Linked DNA regions of Homo sapiens: region 1 is linked to region 2. A link is an interaction called in ENCODE POLR2A ChIA-PET data of the cell type or tissue named here. Cell type or tissue: K562. All regions are shown on one strand. Links, peaks and the distances in the headings refer to the core of each region. The heading gives the core; the rest is flanking DNA.

Region 1 (10,184 bases), core at 3,480-8,479, 54 kb after region 2:
TCTGACTCTGGGTGTCTGTACTGGGACCACCTGCCATGAACTCCAGGGACCTCTCAGCAGATGTTGAGGTCCGCAACTCCTGGTACATCTGGGAAACTGAGGTCCGAAGGGGGCAGGACTTGGCCCAGCCATCTAGCCGGTGCTTCCATGGCAGAGCTGGGGCAGGACCCAGTCTCCCCACTCCCACAGCAGGACAGGGAGGGAACAGAGGACCCCCCACCTGCCCCGCCCATGGATTCTAGGCTCCCTGGGGGCAGGGGTGGAGCAGCTGGGCTTTGGGAGCTTCAAACTCAAGAGTTCCCAGCGGCGACTCACACCCTCCCCCCCTAAACCTCTTTGCCAGAAACTTCTCAGGAGATCCGCTGTGCTCCTGCTATTTTAAGTCCCAGACAGTCAGGCGGGTGAGGGAGCGACAATGACAGCTTTGAGGCAGTCCCACTCCATCCCAGATCCCAGAGGGCCTAGGTCACTGTGGGACCCTTCTGAGCTGGGCCTATAAAGCTGTCCCCCCACACCCAGATGTGGCTCCCAGACACAGCTCCCCAGAGCTACTATTCCCTGGCCCTCTGGCTCTCCTGCTCAGGCACCCCCCCAACCCATGCCCCGGCCCTGGGCACATTGTCTAGCCACTTGGTTGCTCCTGCTCTATCCAGAGGGCCCAGAGCCACCTTCCCCAGCCCAGCCCTTCACTCCCAGAACCCTCAGGGTAGACCTTGTCCACCAGGCCCAGTGACTGCTTGGCCGAAGGGGTGGAGCTGGGGTCGAAACCCGTGGGCTTGGCTCAGGCATCTGTAGGTGGAACCACCAACGTGAATGCCAGGGTCCGGAGGATCATCTCCGCGGATGAAGTGGTGGAGAAGTTTCTGCCAGTTTTCCACCACTGACTATCTCTTCCTTCTCCTCAGGGAGCCTGCCGCCTTCTCTCCTGTATTTGGCCAGGCTGTCCAGGGAGAGGGCTCTACCAAGATGTCCAGGATGGATGCCGCGCTGGCTTTTCTCACTGTCACTCCATTCCCTGAAGGGGACTGGAGGTCCTGGACCAGCCTTGCCTCTCCTCAGCTACGCATGTCAACCTTAAAACACCCCACAGGGCCAGGCATGGTGTTTCATGCCAGCAATCCTAGCTCTTTGGGAGACCAAAGCAGGCAGATCATTTGAGGCCAGGAGTTCAAGACCAGCTTGGGCAAGATGGTGAAACCCCATCTCTACTAAAAACAAAACAACAACGACAACAAACCTCACAAACATCTGTTCAGCAAAAAAAAAGAAAGAAAGAAAGAAAACAATCAAGGCAGGCAAAAAAGAACCCTCTATTTATTTGGATAAGAAAAGCAAGCAAAACCCCCAAATCTCCAGAGTGGTCAACTCTCAGGAGAGGAAGGGAGGGACTAGAAAAGGCAGGACCCTTGGGGTTTTGAGGAGCCACATTCCAGCTCTAAGCTGGGCAGGGGCCCCAGGTATCTGTTGAATTGTTCTTAAAGAATCGGCCCCGCCTGTCTGGCCCCTGCCTGCCTGTCCTTACTCTTCCTGGCTTCCTTGCCCTGCCCCATTTCTTATACCCTACCTGCAGTCCTACCCCAAGTCTGGAACAGTTTAGTGGGGAGCCAGCATTTCCTGACCGGTGCCCCAAGAAGCAGAGAATGTTGTTTTGTGGCAAGAGAGGAAGTAGGAGAGGGAGTTGGAGAGCCTAATTGCCCTGGTTTCTTCGAGGTTCCAGCTCCCAGCTCCAATACCTGAGCTGCTCCTCCTGCCCTCTAGGTTTTTTTTTTTTCTAAGATGGAGTCTCTGTCTCCCGGGCTGGCTGGAGTGCAGTGGCGCGATCTGGGCTCACTGCAACCTCTGCTTCCTGGGTTTAGGCAATTCTCCTGCCTCAGCCTCCCGAGTAGCTGGGATTACAGGCACCTGCCACCATGCCCAGCTAATTTTTGTATTTTTAGTAGAGATGGGGTTTCACCATGTTGGCCAGGCTGGTCTCAAACTCCTGACCTCGTGATCCACCCACCTCGGCCTCCCAAAGTGCTGGGATTATAGGCATGAGCCACCGCGCCGTGCCTGCCCTCCAGGTTTTAAAACATACCTGTTCCCAGCCAGATGCAGTGGCTCACCCCTGTAATCCCAGCACTTTGGGAGGCCGAGGCAGGCAGATCACGAGGTCAGGAGTTCGAGACCAGCCTGGCCAACATGGTGAAACCCTGTCTACTAAAAATACAAAATTTAGCCGGACACGTGATCCGCCTGCCTTGGCCTCCCAAAGTGCTGGGATTACAGGCGTGAGCCACCGCACCTGGCCTGTCATTATCCCTCTTAAAAAGTGTGTGGACCAGAACTAGAACCATGCTCACTGTTTGGACTGACAACCACCAAGCTGAAAGGTACTGTCATCTCCAGTTTCCTAGACACTCCATCTCTAGTAATGCAGTCTGCATTACTAGAGGCATTTATGTTTCCAAGAGCTATGTTATTCACTGCAAATGCACGAGAGCTTTTTCCCATGAACTGCTGTCCAGCCAGCCCTCCCTCCCCTGTCTGGTACTCACACAATGAGTTCTTCGGAAACGCACGCAAGACCTTACATTATGCTGGTTAAAGGTCATCTTCTTGGCCCCCATCCAGCCGTCTAGTCTTGAAAGCATTTTAAAAGTCCCACTTCTATTGCACAAAGCATTAATTCTGCTGCTGTGGCAGCTGCAAATTTTATGAGCGGGCCTGTGTTCTGGTCCAGATTGGGGAAATGATCAACATGACAGGGGTAAGAACAGAGCCACGGCCGAGCGTGGTGGCTCACGCCTGTAATCCCAGAACTTTGGGAGGCCGAGGCGGGTACATCACCTGAGGTCAGGAGTTCGAGACCAGCCTGGCCAACATGGTGAAACCCTGTCTGTACTAAAAATACAAAACTTAGCCGGGCATGGTGGCATGTGCCTGTCATCCCAGCTACTCGGGAGGCTGAGGCAGGAGAATTGCTTGAACCTGGGAGGCAGAGGTTGCAGTGAGCTGAGATGGCGCCACTGCACTCCAGCCTGGATGATGAGAGCGAAATTCCATCTCAAAAGCAAACAAACAAACAAAAAACAGAGCCCTTTGGTCTATCACTAGAGACCTCCAGTGATTATCTTTTTTGCCTCCATCCATCAGAGTCATGGGCTAACCATGGGGTCAGGGAGGGTACAGTCCCTTAGGAAAGGTCCGGGTGGGGAGGAAAGTAATTTAGATTCTTTTTTTTTTTTTTTTTTGAGACAGAGTTTTGCTCTTGTTGCCCAAGTTGGAGTGCAATGGTGCAATCTCGGCTCACTGCAACCTCCGCCCCCTGGGTTCAAGAGATTCTCCTGCCTCAGCCTCCCAAGTAGCTGGGATTACAGGCACCCACCACCACACCTGGCTAATTTTTGTACTTTTAGTAGAGATGGGGTTTCACCATGTTGGCCAGGCTGGTCTCAAACTCCAGACATCAGGTGATCCACCCACCTCAGCCTCCCAAAGTGCTGGGATTACAGGCGTGAGCCACCGCACCCTGGTGGTAATGTAGATTCTACCTCAAGCAGGGTTCTCTGGTTGCAAACAACAGAAACCATGGATGGCCAAAAGGGACCAAGAAGCTCTGGGATGACGGATTGGAAAGACAGCAACACTGTCACACCAGGGAAGGGCAGGAAGCAGTGCTACTCACTCATCCCGGGAGCAGCCCAGCAAATCAGGATCCTCAGAGAGCTCGTGATTGACCCAGCTGGGGTCAGGTACCCACTTCTCGGTGAGGGGAGGGCTGTCCAGATTAAGACCTGGGATTCTTCCCCCACCTCCACCCTGGTCTGTGAATCAATCAGGAAGCTCTAGTTCAGCTTAAAACCAGCTGTCACCTGTGTAGCCTCAGAAGCCAGGCAGCTGCACCCTGATCTGACTCCGTCACCTACCACCTGTGACCTCGGGCCAGTTACTTAATGCTTCCGTGCCTCCTTTTCCTCACCTCTAAAATCAGGATAATAATTAGTACCTGCTGCATGAGGTTGGCTTTGAGGATTAATGTATGTAAAGTGCTTGGAACGGCACCTGTGCATGGTTAGCTGGGCTATCATGAAAGCGTTATCATCTCATGAGTCCACCATTTTTTACTGTAGCCCCAAAGATACCAAGAAAGGCTCCCTGGCCAGGCACGGTGGCTCACAGCTGTAATCCCAGCACTTTGGGAGGCTGAGGCAGGCAGATCACTTGAGGTCAGGAGTTCGAGACCAGCCTGGCCAACATGGTGAAACTCCATTTCTACTAAAACTGCAAAAATTTATACTAAAAAATGCAAAAAAATATATAGCCAGGCATAGTGGCATGCATCTATAGTCCCAGCTACTTGGGAAGCTGAGGCAGGAGAATCGCTTGAACCCAGAAGTCAGAGGTTGCAGTGAGCTGAGATCACACCACTGCACTCCAGCCTGGCGAGAAAGCGAGACTCCGTCTCAGAAAAAAAAAAAAACCCAAAAACGAAAAACAAACAAAAAAAACGCTTAATGTCACTAATCACTGGGAAAATGCAAATCAAAACCACAATGAGATATCATCTCACCCCAGTTAAAATGGTTTTTATCAAAAAGACAGAAAATAGGGCCAGGCAAGGTGGCTCACCCCTGCTATCCCAGCACTTTAGGAGGCTGAGGCAGGTGGATTGCTTGAGCCCAAGAGTTCAAGACCAGCCTGGGCAGCATGGTGAAAACCAGTCTCTACTAAAAATACAAAAAATTGGCCGGATGTGATGGTGTGCACATGTGATCCCAGCTACTCGGGAGCCTGAGTGCGAGGATCACCTGAGCCCAGGAGGGCCAGGCTGCAGTGAGCTGTGATCATGCCACTGCACTCCAGCTTGGGTGACCAGAGTGAGACCCGGTCTCAAACAAACAAACAAACAAAAAACAAACAAAAAACCCCACAAAAGAAAATAAAAGATGCTGGTGAGGATGTGGGGAAGTAGGGGAGAGGGGAGGATGAAGAGAGGTTGGATAATGGGTACAAAAATACACTTAGATAGGCCGGGTGTGGTGGCTCACACCTGTAATCCCAGCACTTTGGGAGGCCAAAGTGGATGGATCACCTGAGGTCAGGAGTTTGAGACCAGCCTGGCCAACATGCTGAAACCCCATCTCTACTAAAACTACAAAAATTAGCCAGGCGTGGTGGCAGGCACCTGTAATCCCAGCTAGCAGGGAGGCTCAGGCACGAGAATCACTTGAACCCAGGAGGTGGAGGTTGCAGTGAGCCAAGATCATGCTACTGCACCCCAGCCTGGGTGACAGAGTGAGACCCGGTCTCAAAAAAAAAAAAAAATAGATAGAAGGAGTAAGTTCTAGTGTCAGATAGCACAGTAAGGTAACTATGCTTTTTTGTTTTGTTTTGTGACAGGATCTCGCTTTGTTGCCCAGGCTGGAGTGAAGTGGCGCAATCACTGCTCACTAAAGCCTTGACCTCCCGGGTTCAAGTGATCCTCCCGCCCAGACTTCTTGAGTAGCTGGGGCTACAGACACATGCCACCACACCCAGCTAATTAAAAAAAAAAATTAGCTGTAGAGCTGTAGAGCTTAAAGTTGTAGAGCTGGAGTCTCACGATGTTGCCAGAAATCCTCCCATCTCAGCCTCCCAAATTGCTGAGATTACAGGCATGAGCCACCACACCTGGCCAAGGGCAACTATAGTTAACAAGTTATTGTACGTTACAAAATAGCTAGAAGAGAAGATCTGGAATGTTCCCAACACAAATAACTGATCAATGTTTGAGGTGATGAATTTCCTAATTATCGTAATCTGATCATTACTCATTGTATATATGTCTCAAAATATCACATGTACTTCATAAATATGAACAACTTATGTATCAAAAAAACTGTCTCATTCTCTTCTCTTGTCTGCCGCCATGTGAGACATGTCTTTTGCCCTCTGTCATGATTGTGAGGCCTCCCCAGTCACGTGGAACTCTAAAGAAAACAGGAGGGCTGGGCGCGGTGGCTCATGCCTGTAATCCCGGCACTTCGGGAGGCCTAGGTGGGTGGATCATGAGGTCAGGAGACCGAGACCATCCTGGCCAACATGGTGAAACCCCATCTCTATTAAAAATACAAAAATTGGCCAGGCATGGTGGCTCACGCCTGTAATCCCAGCACTTTGGGAGGCCGAGGCAGGTGGATCATGAGGTCAGGAGTTCAAGACCAGCCTGGCCAAGATGGTGAAACTCCATCTCTACTAAAAATACAAAAAATGAGCTGGGTGTGGTGGCATACGCCTGTAATTCCAGCTACTCAGGAGGCTGAGGCAGAGAATTGCTTAAACCCGGGGGGCAGAGGTTGCAGTGAGCTGAGATCGCGCCACTGCACTCTAGTCTGGGCGACAGAGAGAGACTCTGTCTCAAAAAAAAAAAAAATTAGCCAGGCGTGGTGGCATGTGCCTGCATCCCCAGCTACTCAAGAGGCTGAGGCAAGAGAATCGCTTGAACCTGGGAAGCAGAGGTTGCAGTGAGCCGAGATCGTGCTATTTGCACTCCAGCCTGGGCCACAGAGCAAGACTCTATCTCAAAAAAAAAAAAAAAAAAGAGAAAAGAAAACAGGAGACTGTGACTAAATGAGAATCACAAAGCTAGTTGATCAGTGTGGAAGCTGCATCTGAAATCAGGGACTTCTAGATCCTGATTCAACTGATGTAGACATTTTGTCATCTAAAGAGCAAATGAACGTGGAAAATGAACCTGAGACAAAATAGAGCACGCTACTAAGGTGCGTGAAAAGTGACCAACCACAGCCCTGGAAGAGCTAATCCCTAATGGAGCACACTGATTATGTGAAACGAAGGACTGAAGCGAGGCAAGGCGGGTGCAGTGACTCCTGTGCTGCTCCGTGGCCTCTTCAGGGATTAAACTTTCATGCTCCAGCAACCGGAAGTGTCTCCGCTGATGGTTCACAGCCGAGGCCTTTCTCAGGTGTTGCCCTAAACTAGCAGAAACCGCTTCACTCAAATCTACCTCTTCCCAGGGGGCAGTTTAATTCAATAACTGATCCATGCAGGTGTAGAAAGACAAGCTACGTGGCTGCCAAACAAGCAAACAAACAGCAAGATAAAAACAAAAACAAAAAACTCACCCTTGGGTTCACGGCCGGGCGCGGTGGCTCACGCCTGTAATCCCGGAACTCTGGGAGGCCGAGGCAGTTGGATCATCTGAGGTAAGGAGTTCGAGACCAGCCTGGCCAACATGGTGAAACCCCGCCTCTACTAAAAATACAAAAATTAGCCAGGCGTGGTGGTGCACGCCTGTAGTCCCAGCTACTCAGGAGGCTGAGGCAGGAGAATCCCTTAACCTGGGAGGCGGAGGTCATGGTGAGCCAAGATCGGGCCACTGCACTTAAGCCTGGGCGACAGAGTGAGACTCCATCTCAGAAAAAAAAAAAAAAAACCTCACACTTAGGTTCAGTATTGAAGGATGTTATCTATAACGGCCACTATTCTTTTAATGGGTTACGTCATACTATTCTGTTCTGTTTTGGATGCCAAAATTAAATAAAGGCATAAACAAAAAACCAAAAAAGCCATTCAGCAGAACATTGACTCAAAAAAAAAAAAAGGAAACAAAAGATTTTATTTTATGTATGTATTTTTTATTTATTTTAGACAGAGTCTTGTTCTGTTGCCCAGGCTGAAGTGCAATGGCAAGATCTCGGCTCACTGCAACCTCCACCTCCCAGGTTCAAGCGATTCTCCTGCCTCAGCCTTCCGAGTAGCTGGGATTACAGGCATGCGCCACCACGCCCGGCTAATTTTTGTATTTTTAGTAGAGACGGGGTTTCACCATATTAGCCAGGCGGTTTCGAACTCCTGGCCTCAAGTGATCCACCCACCTACACCTCTCAAAGTGCTGGGATTACAGGCGTGAGCCACTATGCCCAGCCCTGAAACAAAACAATTTAAAAAGAAATAAAAAAGGAAAACCTCCTGTGTTTTGCAGAAATCCAGGCAGCCTGTGTGTGGGTTGGGCCCGGTCACCTGTTATGGAGAGGGACAACAGCAGCTTGGTTCACTTTCCAGTGACCTTCGTCTGCATTGCCAGTCACACTCCATCTTCTGAGGACTCTGAAATCACTTCCTGAACAATCTGCCCCCGACTTTGCTTGGCGAGTCTGGGCTCATGAGTCCATGACTCCTGGGCTCACCCTTCTAGAAGGGTGGGGTGATGGTGCTCTCTTCTCTACTGGCTTCTGGCCTCAGGCCTGTTTTTTTTTTTGTTGTTGTTGTTTTTTGTTGTTGTTTTTTTTTTTGAGATGGGTTTTGCTCTTGTCACCCAGGTTGGAGTGTAATGGCACGATCTCAGCTCATTGCAACCTCCACCTCCCAGGTTGAAGCGATTCTCCTGCCTCAGCCTCCTGAGTAGCTGGGATTACAGGCACACACCACCACGCCTGGCTAATTTTCATATTTTTAGTAGAGACGGGGTTTCACCATGTTGGCCAGGCTGGTCTCGAACTCCTGACCTCAGGTGATCTGCCCGACCTTGGCATCCCGAAGTGCTGGGATTACAGGCATGAGCAACAGCCCCCGGGCCATCTCTGGGCTGTTCTGTGTGGCGTCAGATTCATACCCTTCACTCTGGCTCTCTTGGAATACGATTTGCCAGATCTAGAAACTCAGCCTTATTTATCTTACCGTATTTTTTAATACGTGTTTTTCTAAGACAGTCATTCTGTTTGGATAGCAAAGTGACCTAGACGTCAGAAGGAACCTGAGAAGCCCAGGGGGTTTGACCACCACCCACTGTCCCCAGCGTGGGCCCACAGCCCCAGCCTGCATTCCCAGTTCTCAAGTTCAGGGACTCACACCCACGGGTCTCCTCCGGCCTCTCCCACATTCTGGTGAGTCTTACAGAGGAGAACTCTCTGAGGCTCTGAGCTGAGCACCAGTGGAAGGTCTTGAACACGCCACCCTGTGGATGTCAGGCCCAGGTCTGGGGTGGATCGAGGGTGCAGGGCAGGGTAGGGGGCAGCCAGCCAGTCAGGGCCTCTGTGACAGGCCTGTCCAGCTTGTGGGGGCAGGGCCACAACCCAGCTAGAGAGGATTTTTATGCTGTTTCATTTATTTAATTTTTAAGCTCTGTCACCCAGGCTGGATGTCACCTCTGCCTCCCGAGTTCAAGTGATTCTCCTGCCTCAGCCTCCCAAGGAGCTGGGATTACAGGGGTCCGCCACCATGCCCAGGTAATTTTTGTATTTTTAATAGAGGTGGGGTTTCACCATGTTGGCCAGGCTGGTCTCAAACTCCTGACCTCAGGTGATCCAACTGCCTCGGCCTTCCAAAGTGCTGGAATTACAGGCGTGAGCCACCGTGCCCGGCCAATTTTTTTTTTTTTTTTTTGAGACGGAGTCTCGCTCTGTTGGCAGGCTGGAGTGCAATGGTGCGATCTTGGATCACTGCAACCTCTGCCTCCCAGGTTCAAGCGATTCTCCTGCCTCAGCCTGCCCAGTAGCTGGGACTACAGGCACGTGCCACCACGCCCAGGTAATTTTTGTATTTTTAGTAGAGACGGGGTTTCACCATGTTGGCCAGGACTGTCTCGATCTCCTGACTTCATGATCTGCCCACCTCGGCCTCCCAAAGTGTTGGGATTACAGGCATGAGCCATGGTGCGATCTTGGCTCACTGCAACCTCTGCCTCCCGGCTTCAAGCGATTCCCCTGCCTCAGCCTCTCGTGTAGCTGGGATTACAGGCGCGTGCCACCACGCCCAGCTAATTTTTGTATTTTTAGTAGAGACAGGGTTTCACCATGTTGGCCAGGATGGTCTCGATCTCCTGACCTTGTGATCTGCCCATTTTGGCCTCCCAAAGTGCTGGGATTACAGGAATGAGCCCCTGGGCCTGCCCCCAATTTTTAAAATTCTTAAATTGTGCCACTGCACTCCTGCCTGGGCCACAGAGGGAGACTCTGCCTCAAAAAAAAAAAAAAAAATTCTTAAACAGTCTTGGACACAACAATATTAAAGCATAAACCAGGCGTGGTGGCTCACGCCTGTAATCTCAGCACTTTGGGAGGCTGAGGCAGGTGGATTACATGAGGCCAAGAGTTCGAGTCCAGCCTGGCCAATATGGTGAAACCCTGTCTCTACTAAAAATACAAAAATTAGCTAAGTGTGGTGGCGCATGCCTGTCATCCCAGCTACTCAGGAGGCTACGG
Region 2 (10,184 bases), core at 3,354-8,353:
TCCCAAGTAGCTGGGATTACAGGCACGTGCCACCACGCTAAGCTAATTTTTATGTATTTAGTAGAGACAGGGTTTCACCATGTTGAGGCTGGTCTCAAACTCCTGACCTTAGGTGATCCGCCTGCCTTGGCCTCCCAAAGTGCTAGGATTATAGGCATGACCCACTGCGCCAGGCCCTTATTTATTTATTTATTTATTTATTTATTTATTTTTTGGAGACACAGTCTCACTCTATCCCCCAGGCTAGAGTGCAATAGTGCCATCTCGGCTCCCTGCAACCTCCGCCTCCCAGGTTGAAGCAATTCTTCTGCGTCAGCCTTCTGAGTAGCTGGAATTACAGGCACGTGCCACCACGCCCGACTAATTTTTGTATTTTTAGCAGAGACGGGGTTTTGTCATGTTGGCCAGGCTGGTCTCGAACTCCTGACCTCAGCCTCGGCCTCCCAAAGTGCTGGAATTACAGGCACGAGCCACCACACCCGAACTTTATTTTTAATCATATTTATAATTGGTTATTTCTGGTTATTCTAGAGAACTGCCATTTTTTAAAGTTGATCTTGGATATCACACCCCTGCTGAACTTTCTTACTCTACTACTGTGTGATTTTTTTGTTGTTTTTCTTAGGTAGATAATCATATTATCTATGAAAAAATGACAACTTTATCTTACTCCTTCCAATCTTCCCACCTCTTATTCCATTTTCTGTTCATATAGCATTAAAGACCTCCAGACTGAGTGAAGCAATAAAAGGGTTAGTGGGAATCTTTGTTTTGTTCCCAGTCTTAAAGGAAATATGCCTAAAGTTTCATTATTTGGTGTAACATTTGCAGGTTTTTGGTATGTATGTATTTATTTATTTATTTATTTGAGGCAGAGTCTCACTCTCATCCAGGCTGGAGTGCAGTGGCATGATCTCGGCTCACTGCAACCTCCGCTTCCCAGGTTCAAACAATTCTCCTGCCTCACCCACCCAAGTAGCTGGGTTAAAAGATGCCTGCCTCCACGCCTGGCTAATTTTTATATTTTTAGTAGAGACGGGGTTTCACTATGTTGGCCAGGCTGGTCTCAAACTCCTGACCTCAAGTGATCCACCCATCTCAGCCTCCCAAAGTACTGGGAATACAGCACCATATATTTATTTATTTATTTATTTTTATTTTATTTTATTATTATTATTTTTTGAGATGGACTCCCGCTGTATCACCCAAGCTGTAGTGTAGTGTCCTGATCTCAGCCTACCACAACCTCCGCCTCCCAGGCACAAGCGATTCTCCTGCCTCAACCTCCCAAAGAGCTGGAATTATGGGTGTGTACCACCACACCCGGCTCATTTTTTTTTTTGTATTTTTTTAATTTATTTTATTTTATTTATTTTTTTTTTTTGAGACAGAGTCTGGCTCTGTAGCCTGGGTTGGCGTCCAGTGGTGCAATCTTGGCTCACTGCTCTCTCTGCCTCCTGTGTCCTGGTTCAAGCAGTTCTCCTGCCTCAGCCTCCCAAGTAGCTGGGATTACAGGCATGTGACCATGCCCAGCTAATTTTTGTATTTTTGGTAGAGACAAGGTTTCACCATGTTGGCCAGGCTGGTCTTGAACTCCTGACCTCGTGATCCACCTGCCTCAGCATCCCAAAGTGGTAGGATTACAGGCGTGAGCCACTGCGCCCAGCCTTTTTGTATTTTTAGTGGAGACGGGGTTTCACCATGTTGGCCAGGCTGGTCTCAAACTCCTGACCTCAAGTGATCTGCCCACCTCAGCTTCCCAAAGTGCTGGGATTACAGATGTGAGTAACTGTGCTGGCCAATTTGTTTAATTTCTTGAATTGAATATTTATCTCATTTTTAAAATCTTTCTTATTTCCTGATAAATACATTTTAAACTATATTTTTCTGAAAAGACTGTTTTATTATAATTTCAATTCTGTTTCTGAATATCCTTTTTGATCAGTGTACATTGTCGTACAACCATCACCACCATCCATCTCCAAAACTTTTTCATCTTCCCAAACAGAAACTCTATACTTATTAAACAGTAACTCCCCAATTCCTCCTACCCCAGTCTGGGAACCACCATTCTATTTTCTGTCTCTTTGAGTTTGGACACTCTAGATACCTCCTGTTGGTGGAATCATACAATGTTTGTCCTTTTGTGTCTGGCTTATTTGACTTAGTATATACATCTTCAGTGTTCATCTATGTTGTAGCATATGTCAGACTTTCATTCCTTTTTTTTTTTTAACAGAATTTTTTTTTTTTTTAGAATTTTTTTGAGATGGAGTCTTGCTCCGTCATCAGGCTGGAGTGCAGTGGCACGATCTCGGCTCACTGCAACCTCCGCTTCCTAGGTTCAAGCAATTCCCCTACCTCAGCCTCCCGAGTAGCTGGGACTACAGGCGCGCGCCTACAGGCACGCTCCACCACGCCTGGCTAATTTTTTGCATTTTAGTAGAGATGGGGTTTCACCATGTTGACCAAGATGGTCTCAATCTCCTGACCTTGTGACCCGCCCACCTCGGCCTCCCAAAGTGCTGGGATTACAGGTATGAGCCACTGTGCCTGGCCTATTCCTTTTTAAGACTGAATAATATTCCATTATATGTATAGACCACATTTTGTTTCTCCATTCATTCATTGATGAACACTTGAATTCCATTTGTCTTTTTTTTTTTTTTTTTTTTTGGTCTTTTTCTCCCCTTTTTGTGGAGAACAGGGTCTCCCTATGTTGCCCAGGCAGGTCTCCAATTCCTGGGCTCAAGCTATACCTTTGTTTCCCTAAGTGCTTGGCTTGCAGGCACGAGCCCCCGTTCTGTAAGCCCAGTACTTAGGGAGGCAAAGGCATAGCTTTTTTTTTTTTAGACAAAATCTCGCTCTGTTGCCCAGGCTGGAGTGCAGTGGTGCGATCTTGGCTCACTGCAACCCCCACCCCGCAGGTTTAAGCAGTTTTTGTGCCTAAGCCTTCTGAGTAGCTGGGACTACACATATAGACCACCACGCCTTGTATTTTTAGCAGAGATAGGGTTTTGCCATGTTGGCCAGGCTGGTCTCGAACTCCTGGCCTCAAGTGATCCACCCGTCTTGGCCTTCCAAAATGCTGGGATTACAGGCATAAGCCACCGCACCCAACCCACACCCAGCTTTTGATGGACATTTGCGTTGTTTCTATCTTTTGGCTGTTGTGAATAATGCTACCATGAACGTTCCTGTACAAGGTTTTTGTGTGGACTTAGTGTTTTCATTTCTCTTCAGTGTATACCTAGGAATAAAATTGCAGGGTGATATGGTAACTTTTTCTTTAATCTCTTGAAGATCTGAATCTATCTTGAACTTGGCTTCTAAATTGAGACTTAGGTATTTTCTGATCTCAGGAGTGTAAAACAACGTCTTAGTTTTGGCGCTACCACCAATAAAATTTGCAGTCATGAGCTAGTAACAATCCTGTTCTTCTCCGTGGACTAGTAGCCCCTTTCTCATGGGATTGTTTCGGTTAAATCTAAGATGTGAATGTATGTGAGGAGCCTAGGCCTTAAAAACGTCCTCTCCTTGGCTGGACACGGTGGCTCATGCCTGTAATCCCAGCACTTTGGGAGGCTGAGGCGGGCGGATCACAAGGTCAGGAGATCGAGACCATCCTGGCTAACACGGTGAAACCCTGTCTCTACTAAAAATACAAAAAATTAGCTGGGCATGGTGGCAGGCGCCTGTAGTCCCAGCTACTCAGGAGGCTGAGGCAGGAAAATGGCGTGAACCCAGGAGGCGGCGGAGCTTTCAGTGAGCCGAGATCGCGCCACTGCACTCAAGCCTGGGCGACAGAGCAAGACTGTCTCAAAAAGAAAAAAAATCCTCTCCTTGTGTGTCTACCTCTCCTTCACCAAGCTGCATACAGCCTTCCTTGTGCTTATGTTTAATAATAAAGCTCCCCAGCTGGGCGCGGTGAATCACACCTGTAATCCCAGCACTTTGGGAGGCCAAGGCAGGCGGATCATGAGGTCAGGAGATCGAGACCATCCTGGCTAACACAGTGAAACCCCGTCTCTACTAAAAAATAGAAAAAATTAGCTGGGTATGGTGGCAGTTGCCTGTAGTCCCAGCTACTCAGGAGGCTGAGGCAGGAGAATGGCGTGAACCCGGGAGGTGGAGCTTGCAGTGAGCCGAGATCATGCCACTGCACTCCAGCCTGGGCGACAGAGCGAGACTCCATCTCAAAAATAATAATAATAATAATAAAGCTCCCCAAGGCCAGACCTTATTCAGTAAATAAGAAGGCTTTCTAAGAGAAATTCATAGATGTAGCTTGAATCTGGTAAAACTGCCATCTTGGAGAGCCAAGTGCAACTCAGTACTAGACAGTGAGTCCCTGAGGGCCAGTCTACATCTGTCCCACTCACGGCACTGGCCTCGTGCCCAGGTGCAGTTCCTGGTATGGAGTCAGTCTTGCTCAGTATTTGTGGAATGAGTAAATCCTGAATTTGTATTGTGAACAGTAATTCCACTTCAAGGAATCTGTCCTAAGGAAGTGATTCAAACCAGTTAAAAAAATACTGTGTGTCCTGGCCAACATGGTGAAACCCCGTCTCTATTAAAAATACAAAAATTAGCAACCAGGTGCGGTGGCTCATGCCTGTAATTGCAGCACTTTGGGAGGCCGAGGTGGGCGGATCACGAGGTCAGCAGATCGAGACCATCCTGGCTAACATGGTGAAACCCTGTCTGTACTAAAAATACAAAACATTAGCTGGGTGTGGTGGCATGTGCCTGTAGTCCCTAGCTACTCAGGAGGCTGAGGTAGGAGAATCACTTGAACCCAGGAGGTGGAGGTTACAGTGAGCCAAGATTGCACTACTGCACGCCAGCCTGGGCAACAGAGTGAGACTCCATCTCAAAAAAAAAAAAAAAATAGCTGGGCGTGGTGGCGTGCGCTTGTAGTCCTAGCTACCCAGGAGGCTGAGGCAGGAGAATCGCTTGAACCCAGCAGGCGGAGGTTGCAGTGAGCTGAGATCACGCCACTGCACTCCAGCCTGATGACAGAGTGACACTCCATCTCAAAAAAAAAAAAAAAAATAGGCCGGGCATGGTGGCTCACGCCTGTAGCCCCAGCACTTTGGGAGGCTAAGGCAGGTGGATCACGAGGTCAGGAGATCAAGACCATCCTGGCTAGCACAGTGAAACCCTGTCTGTACTAAAAATACAAAAAATTAGCTGGGCATGGTAGCGGGCACCTGTAGTCCCAGCTACTCAGAAGGCTGAGGGAGGAGAATGACGTGAACCCAGGAGGCGGAGCTTGCAGTGAGTGGAGATCATGCCACTGCACTCCAGCCTGGGCGACAGAGCAAGACTCCATCTCAAAAAAAAAAAAAAAAAAATACTGTGTGAAGATGTTAATTGCTGCATTCTTTTAGATGGGAAAAACAGAAAGCCTAAGTAGGCAGCACAGTAGGCAAATGGGTCAGTAAATTACAAAACACTCTAGAGGAAATAATAATCTGAGGTCTAAAGATTACATGGAGACAGAAGGACATTTAAGAGTAGGGAAAAGATACAAAGTTTTACATTGTCCTATTAAAACTTTATATAAAGCTATAAACAAAAGTCATTAAAAGAGAGTTTAAGAAAATACGTTAGAATGCTAGTGTTTTATAATGGTAGACTTATGCAGTATCTTTTTTCTCAGGTTACATTTTTCTATAATGTACCTGTTTTATTTAAATCGCTTTGCATTTTAAAGCCATTTGTTACCACTCTTCAGCTTCTTGTGAACAGAAAGAATGCTTCTGCTTCCCTCTCAGGTGAGAGAACTGGAGCAGACCTTGCAGGCCTCTGAGGAGCAGCTCCAACAGAGCAAGGGCATTGTGGCTGCCCAGGAAACTCAGATACAGGAGCTCGTAAGTGCTTATTGGAGCTGCTGCATTCCAGGCCCTTAATGCTTTCTCTCCAGGCCTTTGCAGATGCTCCAAACTCATTCCGAACTTCGGCAACGGTACCTGGACCTGCCCATAGATACAGTTCTTGTGCTGGATGTGAGCAGGCCAGCAGCAGGGGGTGGAGGGAGTCAGGACCTAATGGTGGGCCTGAGTTACCTGGGAGGTGCACCAGCAGCTCCTTTCCACCTTACATCCCACCTTCTGGTCCAGCCTGGTCCTGGGGCTGTCAGAGGTGGCAGCTCCGCTAGGAGTCAAGCCTCAACTTGCAATCAGGGGCGGGGAGAACAAGTCCAGACTCTGGGGAGGATGGCCTGTGATGACAGGCCAAGCGTGGTGTGGAGTTAGAAGATAGGGAAATCAAACCAGCCAGCGTGTATTTCATATTCGCCATGTCCCAGGCACTGTGCTCAGTGCTATGCACGTGTTTTCGTTTAGTCCTTGCAGGAGACCTGAGAATTATGCACTGTCATCCTCATCCTGTAGACGAGGCAAGCTCAGAAAGATTGGCTCAGTAGCCCACAGGCTCGCAGCCAGTAAATGGCAGAATCCACATCTTTCTCCTGTCAAAGCCCTGTTCTTCATTGCTGTATTATACTGCCTCCCCAGTATAATTTCTCCCCAGGGAAAGCCGCAGCCACTGAGGCAACACTGAGTAGTGTGAAGGAGGCCTGTGTCTAAGGGCTGGCTGGTGCCCAGAGCTGTCCCCACACACCTTGAGGATGGAGTGATGACATCAAGACTCCATCTTCTGGACAGGCCAGGGTCCAGGAGCAACAGGCAGAGCCTGCAGGGGGGACCTCAGCAACGCCAGGGGGGATGGGGTCAGGAGAGAGTTGTTTCTGTTGGATACTCATCTTCTCACCTAGGGCCAGACTAAGATCCCCCACTGGAAACCATTGTCACCCTGACTGACCGTCCTTTGGTCTCCCCGCAGGCTGCCGCCAACCAGGAGAGCAGCCATGTGCAGCAGCAGGCCCTTGCTCTGGAGCAGCAGTTCTTGGAGCGCACCCAGGCGCTAGAAGCCCAGATAGTGGCCCTGGAGAGAACGCGGGCAGCTGACCAGACCACCGCAGAGCAAGGGATGGTGAGTGAAGAGCTAAGAGAGGGTGGGCCCAGGAGCACCAGGGTCCCCCACAGCGAAGTCAGCCTCGTGCTTGACAGTGTGTCACCACCTCTGCACTAGGAAACCACTTTAGAAGGCAGCTTTTTTTTTGTTTGAGACAGGGTCTCACTCTGTCACCCAGGCTGGAGCACAGTGGCATGATTACAACTGACTGCAGCCTCGACCTCTCAGACTCAAGTGATCCTGCCACCTCAGCCTCCCAAGTAGCTGGGACTACAGGCGTGCACCACCACAGCCAGCTAATTTTTAAATTTTTTGGAGAGACAAGGTCTCACTGTGTTGCCCAGGCTGGTCTTGAACGCCTAGGCTCAAGGGATCTGCCCACCTCAGCCTCCCAAAGTGCTGGAATTATAGGCATGAGCCACCGCACCCAGCCGAGAGCAGTTCTTATCTTTCCAGAGACACCTGCTCATGAGACTGGATGTATAAAGGCTGCTTTTTATAAAACAAAACAGATGGGTTTTCTTTTTCCTTGGAGTTTCCACAGAGACTTCCTACTTTCTGACCAGTCCCCTCTGCTTCTTCCCATTGGCTTTTAAAATGTATATTGTTCCTCCCTATGCCTTCTTCCTGGTCCATGCTCCCTGTGCCCAGGGAAATATGGTAGTGAAGACTTCTTTTATATGTGTTCTTCTGAATTGGCAGAGACAACTGGAGCAAGAAAATGCAGCCCTTAAAGAATGCAGGAATGAATATGAACGTTCTTTACAAAATCACCAATTTGAACTAAAGAAGCTGAAGGTATTTATCTAATTGAATCAAAGTTTCATAAAAGTGTTCATGTTTTCTACATGTGTATTTACAGTGCCCCACTTCTCATACTTACAGTACAGGAGGAGGAGAATTAGCATTTGTTCAATAGTTCTGTTAGGCATCGGCCAGAAATTGCCACTTCATTAAGTTCTCTCAGGGATCCAGGACAGTAGGAAGAATTACATTCATTTGGCAGTTAATGTCATTGAGGTTCCGAGGGTAAACCGTTTGTGCAAGTTGCATAGTTGGTTAGAGGTGATGCTGGTCTGACTTCACCCTACCACAGAGGCCAGCCCTTCCTCTGTGGAATCAACAGCTGCTTGAAAGTCATGCTGTCAAAACACTGCTCTTGCTGATATTTCCAGGGAGACCTTAAAGCAAGGCCTTAAAAGATGATAAGGACCTTTGTTTTGCTTGTTTATATCAGGGACCATGTACAGAAATGAAGAAACAATCTGCTGGATTGTTAAACTTTCTCTTCTGCAAACTTGGAGCTTTAATCAGAGGATGCCTCTTTCATTCCCTAAACATAACTGGATAAAAAGGAGGAAAGATTCTGTCACTTTCTTATATGCCCCCAGACTCCCGTGGCCCCTTTCAAAGCACCTTGGATAATGGGACATTGTAGTACTTGCCCAGCTTGGTCATGACTCAAAGATCTTATTGATCCCTTGGCAGCAGTCTTCTCTGAGAGTGTCCATAGATGAATGCCTGCACCTAGTAAGCTTCCAGTAATCAGATCTGATGAGTGACATAGGTACTAATGTAGTAGCATTGCATCATGAGAAGCATGGACTTTGGAGTCAGATTTTTTTTTCATGCATTCCTTCAATAAACATTTGAGTCCTGTAAGTGCCAGGCATCACTGTAAGTGCTAGGATGTATTAAATAGCAATGAGCCAGTGCGGTGGCTCACGCCTCTAATCCTAGCACTTTGAGAGGCCAGGGTGGGTGGATCACCTGAGGTCAGAAGTTCGAGACCAGCCTGGCCAACATGGTAAAACCCCATCTCTACTAAAAATTCAACAATTAGCCTGGTGTGGTGGTGTGCGCCTATAATCCCAACTGGGAGGCTGAGGCAGGAGATTTACTTGAACCCGGGAGGTGGAGGCTGCAGTGAGCCAAGATCATGCCACTGCACTCCAGCCTGGGTGACAGAGTGAGACTCCGTCCCAAAAAGTAAATAAATAAAATAAAATAAATAGCAGTGGAAAAAATAGGTAAAGTTCCTTTCTTGTGGAGTTTGTAACTAGAGATGGTAACCAAGTTACAAATTAACAATAAATGCTATGAAGAAAATAGAGCAGGGCAAGGACAGCCAATGGGGAGGTGGGAGAGGAGAGGTCTCTTTTCCATATGGAGTTAGGGAAGGCTTTGATGCTGGCAGAAGGGCCTACAATGTGAATATTTGAGGAGAAATATTCTAGACTGAAGAAATAACAAATACAAAGGCTCTGAGGCAGGAAAAAACCTAGTCTGTTCAAAGAATAGCACAGAGGCCAGTGTGGCTGCAGCTAGTGGCCAGGGGAGAGCATGGCTGGTGGTGAGGCGGGACACAGGCATTAAAAAGAATCATGGGAAGCCCTGGCAGGTCTTTTTTTTTTTGAGACAGGGTCTTGCTCTGTTGCCCAGGCTGGAGTGCAGTGGTGTGATCACAGCTCACTGCAGCCTCAACTTCCCAGGCTCAAGCAATCCTCCCACCTCAGCCTCATGAATAACTAGGACTACAGGTGTGCAAAATTTATTAATTTTTCTTTTGTAGAGACAGGGTCTTGCTATGTTAACTAGGCTGATTTTAAACTCCTGTGCTCAAGCGATCCACTGGCCTTGGCCTCCCAAAGTGCTGGGATTACAGGAATGAGCCACTGCTCCTAACCAGCTATGGCAGGTCTTAAGCAGATAAGTGATGTGAGAAGTTTTGTTTTAAAAGGATTTCTCTGGCTGCCTGTGAAGAATGTTTGGTAAGGGAGGCATGAGCAGAAGCAAGAAGACTGTTTAGGAGACTTTTTAGGAATCTAGGCCAGAAGTGACTAGCACATTAGTGGTGGACTTGGGAAGAAGTATTCAGATCAGGATTTATTTTAGAGATAGAGCTGTTTTGTTTGCTTTTTGTTTTTTGTATGTGAGACGGAGTCTCACTTTGTCGCCCAGGCTGGTGTGTAGTGGAACGATCTTGGCCTACTGTTACCTCAACCTCCTGGGTTCAAGCAGTTCTCATGCCCCACCTCCCAAGTAGCTGGGACTACAGGCACGTGCCACCATGCCTGGCTAATTTTTGTATTTTTGGTAGAGACAGGGTTTCACCATACTGGCCAGGCTGGTCTCGAACTCCTGACCTCAAGTGATCCACCTGCGTTGGCCTCCCAAAGTGCTGGGATTACAGGCGTGAGCCA

Evidence for each region. ChIA-PET counts read pairs that join two places held together with the same protein. Peaks named below come from ENCODE experiments on the same cell type or tissue, not always from the same donor. Only the 100,000 strongest peaks of a DNase experiment are listed, where the experiment ranks them.
Region 1: POLR2A ChIA-PET joins it to region 2 with 6 read pairs; 8 of 35 experiments call an interaction of 5 or more read pairs at or near these places.

Annotation. Positions count from the first base shown.
Region 1 is chr9:124,842,418-124,852,601 of GRCh38, reverse strand. No RefSeq gene overlaps it. Among named protein-coding and RNA genes, the nearest start is that of WDR38, 6.0 kb to the left of the region's middle. In K562, for the core only: no CTCF peak of the experiment used is centred there; no DNase peak of the experiment used is centred there.
Region 2 is chr9:124,896,144-124,906,327 of GRCh38, reverse strand. It overlaps GOLGA1 (golgin A1), which reads left to right. Exons shown (of 23, transcript NM_002077.4): 13 at 5,781-5,876; 14 at 6,850-6,999; 15 at 7,684-7,779. Among named protein-coding and RNA genes, the nearest start is that of ARPC5L, 39 kb to the right of the region's middle. RefSeq lists enhancers at 2,468-2,968, 5,591-6,104. In K562, for the core only: no CTCF peak of the experiment used is centred there; a DNase peak (open chromatin) is centred at 6,297.